Linked DNA regions of Homo sapiens: region 1 is linked to region 2. Evidence: read pairs that join two places in POLR2A ChIA-PET (ENCODE). Cell type or tissue: GM12878. All regions are shown on one strand. Links, peaks and the distances in the headings refer to the core of each region. The heading gives the core; the rest is flanking DNA. Region 1 has its middle 21 kb from the start of BLTP3B-DT. Region 2 overlaps SCYL2 (SCY1 like pseudokinase 2).

Evidence for each region. ChIA-PET counts read pairs that join two places held together with the same protein. Peaks named below come from ENCODE experiments on the same cell type or tissue, not always from the same donor. Only the 100,000 strongest peaks of a DNase experiment are listed, where the experiment ranks them.
Region 1: POLR2A ChIA-PET joins it to region 2 with 8 read pairs; 1 of 35 experiments calls an interaction of 5 or more read pairs at or near these places.

What each region holds. Positions count from the first base shown.
Region 1 is chr12:100,157,582-100,170,429 of GRCh38, forward strand. It overlaps the pseudogene GOLGA2P5 and the pseudogene RN7SL176P. Among named protein-coding and RNA genes, the nearest start is that of BLTP3B-DT, 21 kb to the left of the region's middle. RefSeq lists enhancers at 1-565, 5,621-6,353, 8,447-8,947. In GM12878, for the core only: a CTCF peak has its summit at 6,472; a DNase peak (open chromatin) is centred at 6,465.
Region 2 is chr12:100,327,356-100,332,355 of GRCh38, forward strand. It overlaps SCYL2 (SCY1 like pseudokinase 2), which reads left to right. Exons shown (of 18, transcript NM_017988.6): 13 at 1,846-1,964. Among named protein-coding and RNA genes, the nearest start is that of SLC17A8, 27 kb to the right of the region's middle. RefSeq lists an enhancer at 2,476-2,655 and a silencer at 3,381-3,602. In GM12878, for the core only: no CTCF peak of the experiment used is centred there; a DNase peak (open chromatin) is centred at 2,616; H3K27ac peaks cover 1,064 bases.

The DNA of each region.
Region 1 (12,848 bases), core at 4,343-9,342, 170 kb before region 2:
ATCACCCCCAGTTCTTGGGGCTGGGGCTGCTGCCTCAGGTTCCTTCTGGGCCGAGGCCAACAGATGAGCCAGGCGCTGGCAGTGCACTCCTTCAGCTGCCCACATAGCCGTGCCTGCTCCTCCTCGGCACTAGCTACAGCTGAGTTGAAAAATGCCACCTGCAGGCAAGAGGTACGCATTCTTATGGGGGATACACAGGATGAACGGGGCAGGGAGGTGGAGAGCAGGCCTTGCCTTGGGGGGCCTCAGAGGATGCACCTGTTAGTCACAGGTGAAATGGTGTCTGACCACTGGCTCCCAGGGAAGGGGTGAGGGACCAGAGAAATCAGAAGGCCAGGAACCCAAGAGCAGAAGGGGGTCTGGGAGGGACCACAGAGGGAGGCAGCAAAGGTGGGGCAGGGGGAGTCAGGCTCACCATGGCCTTCTGGCTCTCTAGATCCTCCGGGATGCTTGGCATGGGCTGAGGCACCTCCTCCTCCTCCTCACTGTCCATCTCCTGTTGGGGGTGGCCAGAGAGGTCCTCAGACAACCCAACAAGGGCAGAGTGGGCCCACCTCTGCCCCCACCCTCACTGTGTAACCCTAGGCCAGCCCCTCCCTAGTGGGGAATGAGCAGCTGTTCTTTATTTTGAAACAGTCTCATTCTATCATCCAGGCTGGAGTGCAGTGGCATGATCTGAGCTCACTGAAACCTCTGCCTCCTGGGTTCAAGCAATTCTCTGCCTCAGCCTCCCGAGTGGCTGGGATTATAGGCGCCCGCCACCACACCCGGCTAATTTTTGTGTTTTCAGTAGAGACGGGGTTTCACCATCTTGGCCAGGTCGGTCTTGATTGAACTCCTGACCTCGTGATCCACCCACCTCAGGCTCCCAAAGTGCTGAGATTACAGGCATGAGCCACCGTGCCCGGCCTCTTTATTTTTTAAAGAGCCAAGATCTTGCTATGTTGCCCAGGTGCAGTCCCACTACCAATAGGCATGGGAGTTCCGACCTGCTCCATTTCTGACCTGGGCCAGTTCACCCACCCTTAGGCAACCTAACCTGGTGGTCCCCTGCTCCCAGAAGGTCACCATATTGGTGCCAAACTTAGTGTGGACACCTGGTTGGCATAATGACCAGCTGTTCTAAAAGTCTGTTTCAGCTCCTCAATCCTATGCTGCTAACAGTTCCCGTTTCCTCCTGGGGCTCTCTCCTCTTCCTGTGAGCAGTCTCCGGTACCTTCCCCAGGGAGAGCCATGAGGCTCAACTGGGCCTGAGGCTGCTGGTTCTGCTGGCTGATAGCTTCCAGGTGCTCCTAAGGGGCCAAGAAAGGGAGTGAGAAGGCACAAAGGTTGCCAGGTCGTTACCCTCAGGGCCCTGCCCTGAGCAACTCCCTCACCTGGGTCTCCCGCAACTCTTGGCAGCCCATCTTGGCCACAGCTTTGCTTTGAGCTTTCTGCTGCTGCAGCCGGTCCACGAGCTGGGTCTGCAGCAGTAACTGGTTGTGCAGCTCCTCCTCCTCAGAGGTCAGCTGCTGATAGGTGACCACCTGCTGCTGATAGGTGGCCACATACTGCTGCAGATGACCCAGGTACTGGTCCTGCTGCTGCTGCAGACTCTGAGCCTCCTGGCTCTTCAGCTCCACCTGCAGAAAGACCCTGGGCATGAGGGCAGGTGGTGGCTGGCCCATAAATAGGGTAGCAAGGTCACTGTGTGGCTCTGTTGCCTACCCAGGCCCCTGGCCCCTTGGCTCCAGGCCTAAATGACTGCCTCCCTTTCCCAGAGTCCCATGCCTCCTTCCCCAGCTGCAGGGGTCTGTCCTGCAGACCCCAGCCGCACAGCAGATGAATAACATACTCACACCGATATTCAGTGACAGAGCAGCTAAGGGGCCGGGCCATGCACAGAAAGAGTTGTGGCGGCCACAGGCCTTAACTGGCTGGCCCTCATGGCATTTATTCAGCACAGACTTAATGACAAAGGCTTTGAGTCAACACACCTGTGGGTAATTAACTCCCCCTGCCCCCAGGTAGAGAGCAATCATGCACCTGCGGATAATCAAAGGTTGGTCTTAGGACCACATGAGTAAACAAGCTATTCAGATAAACTCCCCCACATTCCCATGTTATTTGCTCTATTGCTATCAACTCAAGGTAAAGGGGATTAGAGGTAAAAAGGATTTCAGCCAAATCCTTTACTGAAGCTATGCAAACCTTCTGGCCTTCCAAGAAGGTTTGTGTCTATATCCTGTAACTTCATCTTACAATTTTCCAACCACACTGACTGATCCCCTAAATCTCCCCATTTTCTGTTTTTTTTGCATTCAGTCTTGTTCATTGGAGAGTACAGGTGTGCGCAGCAACAGGTCTGTCAGGCATGGTGGTCATTGCTCTTATTCCGGCTTTGCATCCTAAAATTAGTAAATAACATAAGACAAACATGAGTATAATTAGCAACATTCTTTTCTAATCAAGGAGTGACCCACCACCCCCCGCCCCCAGGAGCGGTGGTCTATCCAGGAGAGATAATCTCACACACCCTTCCATATGGCTGTTTGTTGGGTGTGTAGATCTACAGTTTGAAGGGATTCTAAAATTGTATTTTTAAGTTGCCTTATGTCTGCTGTTAAATTGTCATGAAAGGTTCCCCAGAGGTGTTGTTTCACCTCATCCCAACTATGCATTGACTGATTCCATGGTAGAGAAGTGACACAGATATGTTTATGCTCCCAGTCACAGTTTAATTGCTGTTGGAATGCCAGTGCATCTTGTCGCTCCCCCACATATTCCAAAGGCAGCCTCGAGGGCTTGCAGATGTGCAAGAATCTTTTGATCTATACCTTGCTGTAAGAGAAGTTCATTAGAAACATTTCTGGCCAAATTATCTACAAAAGCAGCTGTTTGTACTGATTCAGTAATAGATGCTACAGCCACACTAGCAGTTGCTAGGATGACTATGGCTGAGACTATGAAGGCTGTAAGTGTGCCTATGAATCTTTCGGGTCTGACCTGGGACAGGGCACGATCTAAAGTGGGAAGGGAAGAGGAACCTTGCCAACCGCATGTCAAATTGACTGGTGGGAATGCCTCAGATTGTCTCCTTAATACCACGACTCTAGTAATATTTATAATTAGATATATTGTAATTAGTAATACATGAGGTGAACCAAGGCTGTCCCTGCACCTGGGTCACAAACATGGAGTTTTGGGGTATAACAGAAATATTAGTTCCCACAAGGAAAACATATGGATGGGTAGTGCAAATCAGGCACTGATCAGTGTGATTATGAATAAAGGTTGTAGTATAGTTGTGACTGGAATTATGATATGTCCAATGCCAGGTGTCAAAGGAGGTGCTAAGATGTCCCAGGCACCACAAAGTGTCTTGGGGTGGCATGGACTTTACTTGGGGTCTGGAATATCCTATCCCCCCATAGGCCCAAATCATAGGGGAATGGGACGTGGCTATGAAACTGTGATTGGTGCCATGATGGATGAGGACATTAGTAAGGCTGCCCTGCAAGTGGCTGTGGGGGCTCCAGTCTAAGATGTTATAATTGCCTAACTGGAGCATATGGGCTTATTCCCCATGACAGACCTCCCAGCTAAAGTGGAATCCATTACTTTCCCGGCTTTGTTCTTTAACACAGGAAGGAATGTTTGGGAAAGTGGCATTGATTGCATCGCCCGGTTTGAGGCTACCTGCAGCTAGGAATGTTAAGGCATCTCCTTTGCCATGATGTAGCCATAATTGTGTTTGGGCAGGTACACAGGGTTAGAACCTTTATAACTTACACACAGTGGGAGGATAGTGGAATGATATGTAGTGTTACCTGGCACCTTAGTTTAATGTGTGCCATTAATGAGGGACCCCACTGGGGGTAAATCTATCCCTCCTAGCCAAGCAGTTATGTTATTAAAGGCTGAGAAGGAGGTGTCTGCCCAGGTGACAGGGTGAAAGAAAGGTGGATCTAAAATATGAGCCCAATAGAGTGCACCAGGTACAGGTTGCAGACAAAGCAAGAGCATATGAAGTATCAATACCCTATGCGAGTTGCAATGTACAACAGAGAGCATAGCAAGCAACAAATTATCTGGAGTGAATGGTGTCTGTGTCTGGAGCAGGATTCATTCAGCCTCCTCAGTTGCCGCCTTCAGCATCCCCCAGGTAATGTCCAGAGCTTGTTGCCGTCCGAGGACACTGCATTATCCAGGGTTGTGAGTCCTGTAGGGTCAGTTCCTTCATTTCTAGGTTGGGTCCTAGTCACGTCATGGTATGGTTTGATGCGTCGTGCTGGAATCCAAAGAGGACCTGAGGGGGTGTGAACACAAGCATATCCTCTTCCCCAAGTTAACAATTCATTTGGACCACATCATACATTACTGTTCACATATTTCCATAAAACTGCAGTTTTATGTCTTGAGAGGTTTTAGCAAAGTGCTTTTCTACAATGGACTGAAATTTGTCATCTAAATTTTAAAAATTAAGGGTAAATAAGGCTTGTGCCAATAATGCTGCAGGGTCCTTACCCATACTCCCCTTTTTTGTTTTTTGAGCATATTTTTAAGGGTGGAGTGGGCACATTCTACTATGGCTTGTCCTTGGGGGTTATACGGGATGCCTGTGGAATGTTGGATGTTCCACATGTGACAAAATTGTTGAAATTGTGAGCTGGCATAAGCTAGATCATTATTAGTTTTAATTTTTGTGGGTTGCCCCATAAATGCAAAAGTTAAAAGAAGATGTTTAGTGACATATCCAGTAGACTCTCCAGGAAGGGCATTTGCACTAATTAAATCAATGGATACATGTACGTATCTAAGTTTTCCAAATTCAGGGATGTGTGTAACGTCTGTTTGCCATAACTTATTAGGTTCCCATCCTCTAGGGTTGAAGGAGGGTATGTGCCTGTGAGCTGGCAATCTCGGCATTGCAGGATAATTTGTTTAGCCAGCCTCTGGGTAAGTTGAAATTGTTTAGACAAGTTTCTCCAGTTTTGGTGGAAAAATTGATGCGATTGTGTGGCTTGGTCAAGCACTGATGTCATAACCTGAAGGTCTGCTTCATCATTGCCATAAGCCAGTGGGCCAGGCAGTCAGCTGTGGCCCTGAATATAATAAAAATAGGATGTGTACACTGATCTAGCAATTGCTGAAGTCAAAGAGCACACAGGGTGGGCTCCAGAGTGGACTTAATTAGGGCTGTCTCAAGGTTCTGCAGTAAATAAACAGAGTAAGCCAAGTAACTAACAATATTGAGGGGCTGAGTGGAAAAAGTTTCCAAAGCCAATATCAAGGCCCCACCCTCAGCTCTCTGAGTGTTAGTAAATCCAGATCGATTGATGGAATTATGTGGTCTCCACCAGACTGCCACTTTTCCATGTTTACTAGAACCATCCGTAAACAGTGTTAAAGCATTAGGTATGGGGGAGTGAACTATCGGTGGCCTGAATATATGACTTTACTGATTAACTGGATATAGGGAGATAGTGTTTTGGTCTCGGTATGTGAGCAAAAAATCCATTCTAGAAAGCATAGCTCTGGGGCCATTTGTCCTATTAACCCTGTAGGGGAGTGTTTAGTGGGGAAAATAAAAATAAACAATTGAACAGAATATTCTGGATCTATGAGATTTAGTTGTCTTTGAGAAATAGCCTGTTCTATTTCTTCCATCTTTTTTTTTTTTTTTTTTTTTTTTTTGCTGCAGGGGTTAAATATCTGGGAGAATCCAGGGCTGTGTTACCCTTTAAGATAGAAAACAGGTTTTGCAGCTTATAAGTAGGAATGCCCAAGGTGGGGTGAAGCCAGTTAAAATTACCTAGTAATTTCTGATAATCATTTAAGGTGTGTAAGTTGCTAGTATTTAATTTAACCTTTTGAGGTCTTACTGACCAGGAAGTATGTACCCAAGATACTTCCAAGGAGAGGACATTTGTGCTTTTTCAGGTGCAATGATTAAACCACTTAGCTGTGCATTCTTTATGACAGAGGTATATAAACTTAAAAGCACTGGCTCCACTGGGGCTGCTAGTAGAATATCATCCATAAAATGAATAACCTTGCAATGAGGAAATTCTTTTCTACTGGGGAACAAAGCTTGATTTACATGATACTGACACATGGCAGCACTGTTTAGCATTCCTTGAGGAAGCACTTTCCAATGAAATCGGCAAGCTGACCTTTCAATATTGATAGCTGGTATTGTAAATGCAAATTTTTCTGTCTTGCTTTGCCAGGGGAATAGTGTAAAAGCAACAGTGGCCATTATTAGAAAGAGGTGTTTTAAATTCTTAAATTGTACTTAAATCTTAGCAGAGAATTATAATCTGGGATGTCGCTTGTATACAAGGAACACATGAAATTTTGCCATGGGCCACCCGCGGAGCCAGAGAGTCTAGCCGGCGGGTCCCGGGGCGGCGGTCATGTTGCGCTTGCTCAGGCGCTGCTTTTTGTCTGTGCCACCTTTTGTCTGTGCTGCTCCCTCACCCTGCTGCCGCTGGGCGGACCTTCGTGCACGCCTCCTGCCCCTCCCTATCAGGCCAGCTCTGGTGTGCTGCGCCTGGCTCCTTGTCACTGCTGCCTCTGTGCAGGCTGAGTTCCTGGAAGCACTTGCTGGCTCCAGGTCTGCGAGCTTCCTTTGCTGCCAAGTATTTCCTTCTGCCTACCACCCATTTGGCCACGCGGTTTCAGCCTCTAATGCTTTTTCTTAACTTTTTATAAATGTTAAAAGAAATGGGTTTATATACCCAATTGCCCTGTCAATCTTGTATTACCAGGCAGGCTAAGAGCTCCCCACTTAATGCCTCTTGCCTAAGAAAGGGTCCCATAGCTGTAGCATAGCTCTTGTCTTTTTTCCTATTTATTGGAGGAGGGGGCTCAGGCAAAACCTCCATTTCCTCTTTGTTATTTTGGCCTGGCGATATTGGGGCTGAGGGAAAAGGAGGTGGTAAAGCAGGTGACGGTTCCTCCTCCTTCCCCTTTTTAGGCTCTTCTGTGTATAATGGAGCCAGGGCTGCCCTGACTAAGGCCCATAGCATTAAAGATGATACTGGGACCCATTGCCCTTGCACATGATGCTGATTAAGATTTCTCCCCACTTGTTCCCAGAGCTCTACGTCTAGCGTTCCTTTTTCTGGGAACTATGGGTTATGTGAGACAACAGTTTGCATTAGGTCCCTTAATTGAGCCTGTGAAAATGAGGCTCCACTAGTTTTAAGCAGCTGCTTCAATACTTTTATATACTGTTCCTGTTGAGCTGATAACTGTTGTCCCATGATGAAACCCTAGCCTGAACAATCCCCGCCAAACTTGGAAATTCCGAGCGGGCATCAATGACTTACTGACTTATTGACTGTGCAGTTCTTTTCACCTTTGTTTTCGAGGGGTCCGTTGTGATCCTTCACAGTGTGCCTCACGCGGGACACCACTTGCAGGGGTCTGTCCTGCAAACCCCAGTTGCACGGCAGATGAATAACATACTCAGACACCAATATTCAGTGACAGAGCAGCTAAGGGGCCACACCACGCACAAAAAGAGTTGTGCACCTTGACTAGCTGGCCCTGACGGCATTTATTCAGCATAGATTTAATGACAGAGGCTTTGAGTCAACACACCTGTGGGTAATTAAATTTGCCGACCACCGAGTAGAGAGCAATCATGCACCCGTGGATAATCAAAGGTTGGTCTTAGGACCACATGAGTAAACAAGCTATTCAATAAACTCCCCCACGTTCCCATGTTATTTGCTCTATTGCTATCAACTCAAGGTAAAGGGGATTACGCTGCTTTCAGCCAAATCCTTTATTGAAGCTATGCAGACTTTCTGGCCTTCCAGGAAGGTTTGTGTCTATATCCTATAACTTCATCTTACAATTTTTCCAACTACACTGACTGATCCCTTACAACCAGCCTTAAATCTCACACCCTTCCTCCCACCATTTAAACTAGGCCACAGACTGATGGAAAAGCAGAGGGAGCCAACCACCATCTGCTAACTGTGCTACATGCCTAATGCTTTCCACGTATTATCTCATTTAATCCTCAGCACCTCCAAGAGGAAGGTGCTAACTTCCCTTTTAAGTTAAAGAAACCGAGACTTAGAGATGAAAAGTAGGTGACCAGTGGAGCCAAGGCCGGAATCTAGTTTGACTCTAAGGAACCTCTTATACCACCATCTCTTTCCCTATGTTTGGGAGGCTCCATGACTCCAGCTGGGATGATGATGTCCAGACCTAGGAAGAACGAACCCACCACTAAATGTCAGAGGGCGGGAAGCAAGAAACAGTCACAGGACTGCCCTGGAGGGTGCTGGGGTCACCTGTCCCCCAGGCTGGAGCTGCCTCTGGCTTCACACCTCCCCTCCCCAGAGGCTGGTGCCCGCCTTCCAGCTCTTCTTGGATGGGGCAGGGTTACCATGTCCTTTAGCTTGCCCAGCTTCTTTCCCAGCTCCCTCTTTACGTGCTATTCCAACTGCAGTGCACTGGTGATCTCCATGTTCTCATTAGTCTGGACAGAGAGAAGCAATTGGCGGCCACCCACTGCAGCTGGAGACCCCAGAACTTGGTGTCTGCCTCCCGTGGCACCTGGAAGGGTGGAGGCAGGTTAGAAAAATCATTCCCTCTTCCCCACAGCCATCAGAGCAGGGCTCTGGTTCACAGGTACCTTCAGAATTACCATCTCACATTAGGGGTACACTGCCTCATTTTATGGGTGGGAAAACAAAGGCCGGGAGTGCTAGGGAGGAGAGCAGGCTTTCCAGATGGGGTCACGCACCAGCTTTATGAATCCGTTCTGCAGCGGAGACAGCTGCTCTTTGAGCTTGTGGTTCTGGGTGAGCACGTGGCTGATGGTGGTGCATTTGTTCTGCATGGTCTCCAGGATTTGCCTGCGTGACTCTGCCTGCTCCCGCAAGAGCTCGGCCACCTGCTCCAGCTCCAGCAGCCTCTCCTCCTACTCCTGGTTCGGGTGACTGAAGCCCTCAGTGTCTTGCTCCTGGGCTCGGAGCTGCCAGACTCTCCAGCTCCTTCTGCAGGTGGTCAGCCTCTGCTTGTAGCTGCTGCTCCACCTTGGAGGGCCCTGCTGGGAGTTCCAGGGGCAGGGGTTCAGGTAAGAAGGGAAGCAGACAGTAAGGGCCTCTCGATTCTCAAAAAAACCCTCCTCTTGGTCCACAGCTCCTCTCAGGCTCCCCAAACTTGGCCTCCCTGCTAATGATTCCTTGCACCCGGATATTAGCCAATCTTCCAAGCCACTTTGTGATAGAGACAACTGTGGATGGCTGACAATGGACACGCTTCCCTCTTTGCTGATGGGGACACTGATTCTCATGGAGATTACCAGACTTGCCAACTCCTGGCACAGACCTCTCTCCCTCTGCCCCAGACCTCTCTCCCTCTGCCCCAAAGCCCTCCATCCACCCACCTCCCTGGAGCATTCTAAGCCACCCCCACAGCCCTCTGACACCAGTCCTGCTCCCAGGTCACCACAGCCCCCGCTTACCCATCTGGTTACTCACTTCAGCCAAGCTCATCTACTGTTCTTATACCCAACTCATGCTATCCTCCTTCTCCTCTCTCAATGTGCACACCTGCCCAAAATACAGAGGGAAAGGGCACTGAAGAGAAGGGCTGGTGGCTGGATAGGCTACCATCTCCCTCTCTGACCTTGCCTTCACACAGCCCAGACCCATGACCAACTCTGGCTATAGTCTTCCCATTTTACAGATGCCTAGAAAGATCAAGTGATCTATCTAAGGTGGGGGGCTGAAGGGTCAGGTCTCACCTGCTCCGACATCTGTTGCTTCCTCTGACACCACATGGCCCTCCCTCCTTTCAGATTTTCAGCATACGTATCTCTCTCCGTTTGTAGTTATCTAACTGACTCCATTACCTTAAAGAATGGGTACAAAAGTTACAAAGGGCTGTCACTGGTCCTCACCTGCTCCTGGCCACCTGGGGTCATCTTCCTTCCACATCCCTCCCCTGCAAAGCTTCACCTGCCCTAGATGTGCTTTCAGCTGTGCCCGCTCCTCCATGGCCTGCGGTAACTGCTGTTTCGCATCAGGGGCTTCACAGTGCCTTGAAAACTGGATGGTGAAGAGTGAGAAGTTTAGATTTGGGGAGCCTGGGCCGTTCCACACAGTGCACCTTAAAAGGGCTAGGGCTAGGCTTAATGTACAACTCAGTCAATACGACTCTGCTGTCAAGTTTCTTTGCTTTAGAAATAAAAAATTAAATAATTTTAAAAAGATCTCAGGCTGGGCATGGTGGCTCACGCCTGAATCCCAACACTTTGGGAGGCTGAGGGAGGTGGATCACTTGAGCTCAGGAGTTCAAAACCAGCCTGGGCAACATGGTGAAGCCCCATCTCTACAAATACAAAAATTAACCAGGCGTGGTGGTGTGCACCTATGGTCCCAGCTACTTGAGAAGCTGAGGCAGGAGGAGCGCTTGAGCCTGAGAGGTAGAGACTACAGTGAGCCGAGATCACACCACTGCACTGCAGCCTGGGTGACAGAGAGAGACCCCATTTCAAATAAAAAAAATCTCTACTCTCTATTATTACCCATGGAATAGTGAAAGTGTTGGCTTGAACGTCAGATGGAAGTATACAGACTCATTAGCTAGCCATACAAATGTAATTTATAAAATAATGGTTTTCATCTATGATGCTTTAAAAAAAAATTTTTTTTTAAGCCCTAACCCTGAGATTCTGATTACCCAGGACTATGGTAGGGCCCCAATTTGTAGATTTTTAGCACTCTCTAGAGGATTCTATGGTAGGATCAGAACAAGGACCCAAATTTTCCAACGCTTGGCTAGAGCCTCCCCATACCCCACATGATCCCTAGACCATGGCCCCAGCTGGATGGGGCTCCAACCACCCCCGGAGCCGCACCCCCTAGCCTGTTGAAGCAGGAGTGCCATCATTTGTAATTTCTTTTGCGGCTCTTCTAAAATAAGCTGCATGCCAGCCTTCTCAGTCACCAGGACTTGAAGCTTCTCTTCCAATTCTGATTTCTCCTGCTTCAGGTCCTCATTGCTTCGGTTATGGCCAGAAGCAGTAGAGAAAGGAATGAACTAAGAACAGAAAGGACTGCTTTAGTGATCAACCCTGCACCCTTGCCTAACCAACACAGAACCGCGGCATTGGAAGGAACCCTAGGAATCCAAAGTCACAGATGGCAGGCCCAAGAGAAGGCATGAGTTGCCCAAGGCTACACCATGAGTCACCAGCACTACAGCTTAACTGTGCACATATGCAAACCTGTATGACCACCTCACCATGCTTACCTGTACCCCCCAACCTCCCAGCACATCACCCATGCTAAGGGCCCCCAGACCTCCCATCCCACCTTCCCCCATGCTACCTGTTCTTGTATAACTCCAGCCTGAGGGCGTCTCTCTCTTTGGTTAACTCCTTGTTGTACGGCAAATACAGACCAAGGTTAAGTCAGGATATAGCAGGCAGAGGAGCAGTTGGCCGACCGGTAACAATAGCTACAGTAACTATTCCACAGTAATACTTCCTCACTCTGAATCACACTTGACATTTTTTCAAGGCATTTCCAAGCCCATGGTCTCATTTGTTTTTTTTTTTGTTGTTGTTTGTTTGTTTGTTTTGAGATGGAGTCCAGCTCCGTCACCTAGGTGGAAATGCAGTGTCATGATCTCAGCTCACTGCAACCTCGGCCTCCCAGGTTCAAGCGATTCTCCTGCCTCAGCCTCCTGAGTAGCTGGAATTTACAGGTGCCCACCACCACACCCAGCTAATTTTTGTATTTTTAGTAGAGATAGGGTTTCACTGTGTTGGCCAGGCTAGTCTCAAACTCCTGACCTCATGATTCGCCCGCCTAGGCCTCCCAAAGTGCGGGATTCCAAGTATGAGCCACCGCGCCCAGTCAGTCTCATTTGTTTTTAAAAGAACTTAGTAAGCGTGAAGGGACAGGGAAAGAGATTGAATTTACAGCTGGCTAACAGAGGCCCAGAGGGATTACGTAATATTGCTATTGTTTTACCGTTATTACTACCACGGTTTGAACCTTTATTGAGTGCTTCACCAGCCACCATGCTAACAATCCCATTTAATCCTCACAACCACCATGTGAGACAACTACTATTATTACCTCTATTGTGTCAACAAAAAACATGGGGCATTAGAGGTTAAGTGCTTGCCTAAGATCACTCAGACAGAGCTGGGATTTGAAACCCCAGGTATATCTGATTCTCCAAGCCCATTTGTTCACTGGGGGTGGGGGCACAGACAGGAATGGGGAAATCAATTTCTTGTTCACTTTTTGAAAGGATGATGCATTCACATAGTCCAAAGCTCAGAAGGTACAGAAGGGAAATATCGCCCAGCCACCCTGTTCCTCTCTCCTGAGTTTTTTGTGTTTTATTTATTTATTATTTTACTTTAAGTTCTGGGATACATGTGCTGAATGTGCAGGTTTGTTACATAGGTATACATGTGCCATGGTGGTTTGCTGCACCTATCAACCCGTCATCTAGGTTTTATGCCCCGCATGCATTAGGTATTTGTCCTAATGCTCTCCCGCCCCTTTCCCACTAACACCCTCCTGAGTTTATGAATCCTTGCAGATATGTTTTATGTATATGATCATAGTATGTATGTAGACACACACACACACACACACGTTCCCTCTCTCTACACAAATGGTAACATACTAAAGATACTCTTCTGTACCTTCACAGTACAAGTACCATATTCCCCACTTAGCACTTGGCAAAGGCCAAAGCCAGTTAAGGGCAGGGTGAGCACTTGGCCTCCAAGCTCTATGTCCAGTGCTCGCTCCCCACAGGGCCCCTAACTCACCCACAGAAGCGGACTCAGCCCCAGGCTACGTCTAACAACC
Region 2 (5,000 bases), core at 1-5,000:
CAAATTACTAAGAAACTCTGAAATCATTTATATATAGTTAAAGTTATAGAAGTCCAATCTGAAAATGCCAGGGGTCTGCTGCACTAATAAAATAGGCATAGCTATAGAGTCACAAAAACATTTAACAGGTTCATTTTTTATTTAATTTAAGGTTGTTTGCTAATTTTTTTTTTTTTTGAGATGGAGTCTCATTCTGTCACCCAGGATGGAGTGCAGCGGTGCCATCTCAGCTCACTGCAACCTCCGCCTCCCGAGTTCAAGCAATTCTCTGCCTCAGCCTCCTGAGTAGCTGGGATTACAGGCACCTGCCACCACGCATGGCTAATTTTTTTGTATTTTTTGTAGAGACAGGGTTTCATCATCTTGGCCAGGCTGGTCTTGAACTCCTGACCTTGTGATCCACCTGCCTCGGCCTCCCAAAGTGCTGGGATTACCGCCTGGTTCTTTGTTAATTTTTAAGAAAAATTATATTATTCATCCATGTATTCTTAACACCTAATGTAGTGCTTGGCCTGCAGAAACTGCTCAGTAAATATTTGTGGGAATGGTTAGCAAGTATTTATTGTGGACCTCTATAGACATGGAAGGTACTCTAGGGATATCGCATGAATCTTTTGTGCAGAAAGAAGTTTGTCTTCTTGGCTGGATGCAGTGGCTGACACCTGTATTCCCAGCACTTTGGGAGGCCAAGGTGGGTAGATCACTTGAGCCCAGGAGTTCAGGACCAGCCTGAGCAACATGGCAAAACCCCATCTCTACTAGAAATACAATAATTAGCCAGGTGTGGTAGCATGCGCCTGTAGTCCCAGCTACTTGGGAGTCTGAGGTGGGAGAATCACATGAACCAGGGAGGTTGAGGCTGCAGGGACCCATGATCGTGTCACTGCATTCCAGCATGAGCAACAGGGCAAGACCCTGTCTTAAAAAAAAAGTCTTTTTGAGCAGGAGTTTGGCATAGTAGAAATTTGAGCCCTGGCTCTAATCCTGGCTCTGTCAGTTCTTGAGGTGACTTTGAAAAGTTTATTTATCCAATGAGGATGAGACTAACGTCATTTTAGGATTCTTGTGAGACTTCACTGAAACAAAGGGAAAGTAACAAGCATAGTGCTCAGCAAATAAGCATTTAGTAGGTGCCCAATAAAGTTACTCTTTGGGTATATAAGTCATGTGCACATTAACAGAATAATGGGGGATGGTATTTCACAAAGCTTTGGATTATATACAAAACACTTAGAACTCAAAAGCATTCAGAGAATGAGGCGGAAATGTACTCAGTTTACCAAATGAAGGCTTTGTGGATAGATGTAACAAGTGGGGTCTTGAAGATTGAGTAAATAGGTGAGACAATAGGGAAGGATTTTGTGGAATTGAATTCAGTTATTAAATTTCAAACATGTTGAGTTTGATTTGCTGAAGAAGTGAATAAAGGTGTAGGACTTATATTTTGACTGTACCTATACTATACCCTTTGAAATAGATGCCTTGAGTATGATTTCTGAAATATATATTTAGATGTTTCAGAATAGAAGGCCATTCTGTAACCTTACTGCTGCACAATAAGAATTGAACCTGGTTCTGATAAGCTTCTTATGTTATGCTATCATTAAATGTACTCCTAAACCAAAAGAACACAGGATAAATATGTCATGGTGTTTAAATCTGGCCTGATGATAAAGGCTGAAATCATTCTGATTCATATGTAAGAACATCATTATTCTAGGCATTGATTGGGAAAAACTTGTACTACACAGATTATCAAGGGATTTCGTATACATATATTATTTTCATGATTTCTATGAATTTATGGTGTTAACTTATAAAATTTGTCACATTCTTTTCTATCAGGTATTTACAAATGTACTTTTACTCATAAGAAGTTGGGAATCACCAAAGAGCAGCTGGCCGGAAAAGTGTTGCCTCATCTTATTCCCCTGAGTATTGAAAACAATCTTAATCTTAATCAGGTAGGAGTATTTTTGTGCTTTATTCATTTTATTCAGCTTACTTTTTTCTTGGCATTAGATATATAAATATATTACAAAGATTGGTTAAAAAAAAAAGGGTGAGGGGAGAATATGCCACAGAACTAAATGAAGAAAGTTTGTGGGTGGAAGGATAGATTGTTAAAGACGTCATTGGTAAATAGTAAATGAGCAGGATGTTGAGAAATATGTAGGATTTGGGACTACTTTAAATTTGGGGCTGGGAAATTGACATGAATGAAGAACAAAGTTATAGAATGTGTTTGGGGAGTATATTCATTATTTATTGATTGCTACAGAACAAATCACCACAAACTTAAGGGTTTAAAGCAACACACATTTATTATCTCACAGCTTCTGTGGGTCAGGCCAGAACATGGCTTAGCTGGATTCCCTGCTCAGGGTTTCTCACAGTGCTGTAGTAAAGGACTTGGGGCTCGTTCAAGGCCCAGCTATGGAGTGATCTACTTCTAAGCGCACTTACGTGGTTGTTGGCAAGATTCAGTTGCTTTTGGGCTGTTGTACTTAGGGCCTCCATTCTTAGCTATTAGCTGGATGCCACTGTCAGTTCCTAGCCACATGGGACTTTCCAACATGGCAACTTGTTTCATCAAAGCCTGCAAAAGAGAGTCTGCTAGCAAGACTGAAATTATAGTCCCTTGTAATCAAGGAAGTGATACCCCATCACCTGTGCCATAGTCTGTTGCTTTAGAAACAAGTCACAGGTTCAGCCCACACTCAAAGATAGGGGATTCCACAAGGGCATGAATGGCAGGAGGAGGAGATAATTGGGAACCATTTTAAGAGTCTATATATCACTGGGAAGGAATAATTCAATTTGATTGGCAGATATATATAATACAGTAGGAGAATAATGGGAGAAAGATAAATTGAGACTAGAATAGGTAGACTTTAAATGCCTGTCTGGTTTAGGTATTTGAACTTTCAAGGTGTGGTAAATGTTTGAGTAAAGGAATAATGTGTCCAAAGATTATTATGGAATTGTCTCTCTGCATACCTCTATCGCTGTTTGTCACAGCTGTGTTCTTATGTGACTGATTCTTCCTGAAGATTAGAAACTCCTCAAAGACTGGTTATTAGAGCTTATTCTTCATTATAGCCCCAGCACTTAGTGCAATGACAGAAGCAAAAATATTAATTGAATTGAGAGAAAATTGAGATATAGAGACGAGTCATTTTTGTTCACAACAGAACTAGTATTTAATGAAATATAATGGAAAAGACTGAGTTGGGTTACTGTTTAACTGAGAGCATCAGAGATGGATAGGCAGGGAGGATTTAGAACTGAGAGTGAATTACAGCAATGAGGGAAGCAGAAAGCTGGAAGTTGAGAGCGTTTGGCATTGGGGAGAGTGCTGAGTGAGCAGAGTTTTGGAGGTAGAGAAATTTATAAAACTAATCAGAATGAACATTTCATTTGAAGTAATAGGGTAAGCCTCTGAAAATTTGTTCCTAGGTTTTAATTTTTTTTCTTTTTTTTTTTTTTTTGAGATGGAGTCTCGCCCTGTCACTCAGACTGGAGTGCAGTGGAGCAATCTCATCTCACTGCAACCTCCGCCTTCTTGGTTCAAGCAATTCTCATGCCTCAGCCTCCTGAATACCTGGGATTACAGGCATGAGGCACCATGCCTGGCTAATTTTTGTAGTTTTAGCAGAGACAGGTTTTCACCATGTTCCAGGATGGTCTCAGACTCCGATCTCAAGTGATCTGCTTGCCTCGGCCTCCCAAAGTGCTGGGATTACAGGCATGAGCCACCATGCCTGGCCCCCTAGATTTTAATTTTTGGTTTGGTAATTTCTTCATATCTTGGATAGCAGAGTTGAGGTTAGGGTGGGCAAGAAGGGAGACAGTGAGTATTGGGGAGGAATAGGATAATATGCCTAAAACAGCCTTCAGCTTTTTGTCATTTCTGTTCTTAGTTCTCATGTTTCTGATTTAGAGTTTTTAAATATTCCCAAATGCTTATTTTAGGATATATAGGCTCACTCCTGTCATCCCAGCACTTTGGGAGGGAAGGGTAGGTGGATCACTTGAGCTCAGGAGTTTGAGACCAGCCTGGGCAACATGGTGAAACCCCTTCTCTACAAAAATACAAAAATTAGCCAGGTGTGGTGGTGTGCGCCTGTAGTCCCAGCTACCAGAGGGAGCTGAGGTAGGAGGATTGCTTGAGCCTGGGAGGTGAAGGTTGCAGTGATTTGAGATTGCACCACTGCACTCCAGCCTGGATGACAAAGCAAGACCCTGTCTCTAATTCTGTTTGAAATGTTGTGTTAATTTACTTCAGCTTAGTGGGTTTTTTTTGGGGTGGGGGGAGTGGCTATTTTCATCAACAAATATTTTGATTCATATCTTCTTGTATTTTACAGTAGTTTAGCATGGATGTGGTCTGCCTTCCCATTTGTTTCATGGTCAGTGTTTCTCATTTAAGACTGCCTTCTTAGTTCCTTTCTGATTTAAGATGATTTAAATCTATTATACATTAAGTGACAAAGATAAGTAACTTAGGAAAATACATTTTCAGCATTTGAATAAAAAACAGCAAATGCCCTGCAGCAGTACACTGAATAATCAATCAGTTGTGTTTGAGGGGGGTTTCTAAGACCACCCCCAGAATGGATGATTCAGTAGGAGGACTCAGGACTCAGCATATAGTTATGCCCAGGCTGTGCTCTACTATGGTGAAAAGATATAAAGCAAAATCAGGAAAGGGAAAAGGTTCATAGGACAAAGTCTAGGGAAACCAGGCACAAGCTTCTAGAGTCTTTTCCCAGTGAAATCACGCAGGATTCCCCTTGTAATGAATTGTGGTTATACATGTGAAATGTTGCCAACCAGGGAAACTTATTAGAGACTCAGTGTCCAGAGTTTTCAATGAGGTCTGATCAAGTAACACCCTCTGCCTGGCATGTACTCAAATTCCAAACTCCCAGAAGGAAGGCAGGTGTACAGCATAGAACATATTCTTTGTACAAACAGTTTAGGCAAGTAAACCACTG